2 separate regions of the Homo sapiens genome follow, and region 2 is linked to region 1. Evidence: chromatin loops called from intact Hi-C (ENCODE). Cell type or tissue: K562. All regions are shown on one strand. Each heading gives the region's core, and the rest is flanking DNA. Links, peaks and the distances in the headings are about the cores only.

Region 1 (2,930 bases), core at 194-2,693:
GCAGATCTGTTACAACCAGGATGTTAACATAATCTACCCATCTTATTAAAAATTCTGCTTTACTTACACTTATATGTGTGCGTATATTTTCTATACAGTTTTATCACCTGTGCAACTTCATGCATTCATGACCATAGTAAAGATATGAATAATTTCAAAATCTTTCCCCCATGTTGTCCTTTTACAACCATAGCGAGCTCCCTCTTGTCCCTCCTCATCCTCACCCAACCCCATAAGTAATATATTTTGATGGAGTAGAAAGTTGACAGGACAAATAATATTTTAAGAGTTTTTTTCCAAGGCAACATAAAATTCACTTTCATTAAATAGAAAAAATGTTTTAGCTCAAGACTACTTTAGAAGATTAGATCAGCCTTGCACAAATTTAGAAAGTATTTTAGGATCCTTAAGCACCTAAAAAGAACATGGACCATGACTGTTATGTTTATTAGAGTATTCACTATAGTTAGAAATAAAGCCTGACAGCAGTCAAATATTTGTTTAATAAATGAATGTTAGTAATAAATGATCTCATAAAAGAAATGCAAAAGTAAAAGTTACTTCTGACAAAATGAGTCAAACAAGTATTGTATTACAAATCTATTTAGCACAAATTAAAAAATGGAAGAAGCCTTTTTGCCAATAATTCACAAAAATATAATATTCAGTGTGGCTGGGATAAAACGAACTTGGTCCTTTCATTCTGCTCATGGAACCATAAATTGTTATAACCTCTCTAGAAAACAATTTGGTAATATATGATCAGACTCTTAACAGTTTGCATATATTTTGACTTAGTCAAAATGCATCTTAGGAAGTAATCAAAGATGTATAAAGATTTTAATATTCTAAAACACATTTTTTATTTCTAGTGTTAAAAATTTTGATATTCTCTAAAAGTTCATGAATAAGGGCAAAGTTAATTAAAATATGATAATTAAATGAGACCTTATAAAACAATTTTCTAAGTTCAATTTTGAAGAAAATTACAGGACCCAGGAAAATATACTTTGTATAATATTAAGCTTAAAAATGGCAGAACACTAAATTGTATAAATACAGTGAGCTGCTAATTTTTAAGAAAAGAGTAAAAGGATATGTTTGCTTGCACAGCCATATCTGGCTGTGATGACAGTGTTGGATCAGGGGAGATGGAGGAGGGAAGGGAGATCAGGGAAGGGGGTTCAAAGTGAAGTTGACTCAAATAGTCCAAAAGGATAAATAAAAATGGCCAAGCTACTCATAGAATGTTGTAGGGTCTCTACATGTCATCTCACTTAAACAGACTGTTTATCCATGCCTGAAATTCCCACAAAGGGATACACTCTTATCTCCTTTAAACACCTTGAAACAGAGATTCTTAAACTTTCTAGACTCATGGCATCTTTAATGTCTCATAGCACTCTTGGGTCAAAACAAATACCTAAACATTTGTTTATTCACTAGTTAAGGAAAAACAGATTGGTAAGTATTTAGGTCTAACAAATGAGTAGCCACCTGAAAAATAATCCATATAAATAAGTAAATGCTTTCATTTCATTTTCAAATAACCACAATCAGTCACTAAGGAGATGTAAGTTGGGCCACAGTTCTTCAGACCTTGGAATTAGATTGGACTGGACAGGGAGAGCCTGATTTCATGTTCCATGATGATTTTTGGCTGTACTTGCTTTTTATCCCAGCAACTACCAAAAACCCAATTTTGCAAAGATAATGACATCATTGAATGTATTACAAATTACTATTGAAACTGTGAACCTTGAGCTAGTAGTTTGTGACTGGTGACTAACAGATGTCACTGAGTTTCTCTTGAAAACAAGATATCCTGTGAGGACCTTGGAAATTCACTGAGGTACCTCAAGTTTTAGACCATTCAAGTAACCCCTCTGGGTATATTTAAGCCATGTTTTAGAACATTCTGCACCCCGTCTGGCTCTTATAGTATTCTGCTTTTTATGATAGATTTGTGTGTACCTGTAGTAGAAATTGCTGTCTTTTGTGGCTTTTATCTCCTTAGCATCTTATGGCATTCTCTATACATAATGTTATATTGGCATTGAATTGAAGAGATAACCTATGTATTTTAGACATAATTATAATCAGTTTATTATGTTCATAATTCTTATATATTGAATGAGTTTATATTTAAGTAAAGTTTACAGGTAAATCAAACTAAAGATTTTAATATTCTAAAATACATTTTTTATTTCTAGTGTTAAATTATTAGAAAATACAGAGATCACTAGATATAAAGTGTCATAATTTAATATTACAGTCTATAGTATTAACTATATATGTATATATTATAGTTATTAAATGATTCTACTCATCCTGGTAATTGCTTTACAGGAAAAAATGGAAGCAACAGGAACATTCAAACTATTGAAGCATCAGTTGGTGGAAGATGGATTTAATCCACTGAAAATTTCTGAACCACTTTACTTCATGGATAACTTGAAAAAGTCTTATGTTCTACTGACCAGGGAACTTTATGATCAAATAATGTTAGGGGAAATAAAACTTTAAGATTTTTATATCTAGAACTTTCATATGCTTTCTTAGGAAGAGTGAGAGGGGGGTATATGATTCTTTATGAAATGGGGAAAGGGAGCTAACATTAATTATGCATGTACTATATTTCCTTAATATGAGAGATAATTTTTTAATTGCATAAGAATTTTAATTTCTTTTAATTGATATAAACAGTAGTTGATTATTCTTTTTATCTATTTGGAGATTCAGTGCATAACTAAGTATTTTCCTTAATACTAAAGATTTTAAATAATAAATAGTGGCTAGCGGTTTGGACAATCACTAAAAATGTACTTTCTAATAAGTAAAATTTCTAATTTTGAATAAAAGATTAAATTTTACTGAAATATTTTATTTTTATGTATCCTGTCTTATAACCCAATAACATAATTTTCATT
Region 2 (2,930 bases), core at 294-2,793, 50 kb after region 1:
TTACTACCACAAAATATGTACAAGTCTATTATAAAAAGTTAAAATTTATCAAGACTTATGCGCACACAGACTGAACAGTGCACCAAAGAGAAATGTAAACAAATGTAAAGATGAAATATTAAATAACTGCATAAAATTAACTATAGTACATACTGTACTACTGTAATAATTTTTTAGCAACCTCCTGTTGCTACTTCTGTGAACTCAAGTATTCTATCTGCTTAAAATGCCATGTGAGGCAGGGCGTGGTGGCTCACGCCTGTAATCTCAGCACTTTGGGATACCGAGGCGGGCAAATCACTTGAGGTCAGGAGTTCATAACCAGCCTGGCCAACATGATGAAACTTCGTCTCTACTAAAAATACAAAAAATTAGCCAGGCGTGGTGGCACGTGCCTGTAATTCCAGCTACTGGGAAGGCTGAGGCAGGAGAATTGCTTGAACCCAGGAGGCAGAAGTTGCAGTGAGCTGGGATCACGCCACTGCACTCCAGCCTGGGTGACAGAGACTCTTGTCTTAAAAAAAAACAAAAACAAAAAGTGCCATGTGAAACCAGTCACCTCCCTGTGAGCCATTTATGGCTTCAGTAAATTGCATATCACAGTAAAAAGTAATCTCTAGTGGATCTCCTGTATTTTTCATCCTGTTTAGTGCAATATCATAAACCTTGAATGACACCATGGGACCCACACAGAGTACCACTAGCGATGCTGAAAGGGCTCCCAAGAAGCAGAGAAAAGCCATGACCTACACAAGAAAAAGTCAAATTGCATGATATGTATTGTAGATTGAGGTTGCAGCTGCGGTTGCCCACCATTCCAGACAGATAATTCATCTTGGAAACAGACAATGTAAACTTAAGCTATCAATAAATATAGTAATGTAAAAGGATTTTCTCTTTCTTATGAATTTCTTAGTAACATTTTCTTTTCTCTTACTTTATTTTAAGAATACAGTATATAATACATATAATACAGTATATAATACATATTATAATTATATAATACATATAATTTCCTGTTTATGTTATCTATCAGTAAGGCTTCTGGTCACCAGTAGGTAATTAGTAGTTAAAATTTGGAGAAGTCAAAAAGTTAAACACAGGGTTTTGACTGAGCAGGGACTTGATTCCCTTAACCCTTACCTTGTTCAAGGGTCAACTGCATATTATAATATCTTTGGGGATAAGGTGGGAAATGACTTGAAATCACTCAACCAGAGGATTTTAAAAGTGTGAGGGAGAAAAACTCAACTTAGTTTAGATGTTCATTGATTCGCTCACATATTATTGTGTTTCTATTATTCCCAGGAACTATACTGCTGGGAATACTCTGATAAGAGTTGGACAGAGTCTCTGCCTTCATTTAGTGTGTACACTTTATAAATAAACTTTTTAAAAAGATGACTACTGAATGGTAAGTGCTAAGAGAAAAACAAACACAATAATATGATAAGAGTATGGGGTTCCACTGAGGGAATCTACTCTAGATAAACCTAGAGGATGAGAAGGAGCCAGCATGGGAAAATTCTGGCAAACAATCTTACAAGCAGAGTAAGTACAAGACTTTGAAGCAGCAAAGATCTTACACAATCCATCGTGGTTGGAGCAGTAAGAGTTAAGAATACATAGATGAGAGAAGAGAAGAGAAGAAAGGCAGATATTGCAAGGTCTGGAAGGCCAAGATAAGGAAATGAATTTCACCTCATTTTAAATGTAGTAGGAAGCCAATAAGCCAACAAGAAATTTTAAGCAGAGAAGTGAGATGTTCTCATTTATGTTTCCAACAGTTCACTCTGCTGTGTACAGCGTGGACTGGGGGGGAAGAGTTAAAGCAGGAAAATCTTCAACTAGGGTGGCCCCAGTGGATTACAGAAACTTCAATGACCTAAGAATAGTTTGGTAGAAGCAATGGACTTTGCCGATAAAATGAATGTTGTGGTGTGTGAGGGCAATAAGTTAAGAATAACTCACAGGTTTCTAGCTTGGTCACTGGGCCCAAGGTATTGTCAATTTCTAACTTGGAAGGAGACTTTGAAGAAAAAATGTTTACAGGATACAAATCAAGTGTTCTGCTTTGACCATGTTATTTTTTAGAATTACTGGAATATACAAGTGGAGAGGTCAAGTAGGCAGTTTGAGATATGAGTCTGAGGTTCAGGGACAGGTCAGCACATGTAAATTCTGGGACTAGATCATATCATTAGGTGAAGTAACAGACGAAGAAGAAAAAAGTAATCAGGACTTCAGCCTATGAACATTTAAAAGGGAGATAATAGAAGAACCAAAAGGGAAAAAAAAGTGACGGGGTGCAGTGGCTCATGCATGTAATCCCAACTACTTGGAAGGCCAAGGCGGTTGGATCACTTGAGGCTAGGATTTTGAGACCAGCTTCGGCAACATAGCAAGACTTTCTCTCCACAGAAATTAAAAAAAAAAAAATTAACTGGACATGCATGGTGGCACATGTTTGTAGTCCCAGCTACTCAGGAGGCTACTGAGGTGGGAGGAATGCTTGAGCCTCAGAGTTTGAGGCTGCAGTAAGCAAAAAAAAAAAAAAAAAAAAAAAAAAAAAAAAAAAAAAAAAAAAAAAAAAAAGAAAGAAAGAAAGAAAGAAAAAAGCCTAGAGGAGGACAAGAGTGAGGAGAAAAGGGGAATATGATGTAATAACAGGATTTCATAAAGTAGAGAGTGATCAGAGATGTGTTGAATATATTTGAAAAGTGTAGTAATTGAGTGCATAGACATGGTCCTTAGCCAGACACATGGGTCATGTATTGGGTAATGTGGAGATTATTGGTGACCTTGACAAGAACAGTTTTAGTGCACAGAGGAGGGAGAGGCCATACTGAGGTGAGTTTATAAGTAAATAGAAGTTGAGTAGACTTTTTCAAAATGTTTTTCTATGGAGAGAAGAAAAATGGGATGATATT

The links. A loop is a pair of places that touch in the nucleus more often than their neighbours do. Peaks named below come from ENCODE experiments on the same cell type or tissue, not always from the same donor. Only the 100,000 strongest peaks of a DNase experiment are listed, where the experiment ranks them.
Region 2: a loop joins it to region 1, with 2.1 times the contacts of the local background. A loop is called at or near these places in 2 of 110 quality-filtered maps.

What each region holds. Positions count from the first base shown.
Region 1 is chr5:129,030,757-129,033,686 of GRCh38, forward strand. SLC27A6 (solute carrier family 27 member 6) reads left to right here. Exons shown (of 10, transcript NM_001017372.3): 10 at 2,350-2,879. The coding sequence ends at 2,526. Among named protein-coding and RNA genes, the nearest start is that of ISOC1, 63 kb to the right of the region's middle. In K562, for the core only: no CTCF peak of the experiment used is centred there; no DNase peak of the experiment used is centred there.
Region 2 is chr5:129,080,781-129,083,710 of GRCh38, forward strand. It overlaps LOC102723638 (a long non-coding RNA gene), which reads left to right and starts at 2,670. Exons shown (of 2, transcript XR_002956247.2): 1 at 2,670-2,930. In K562, for the core only: no CTCF peak of the experiment used is centred there; DNase peaks (open chromatin) are centred at 1,711 and 2,181.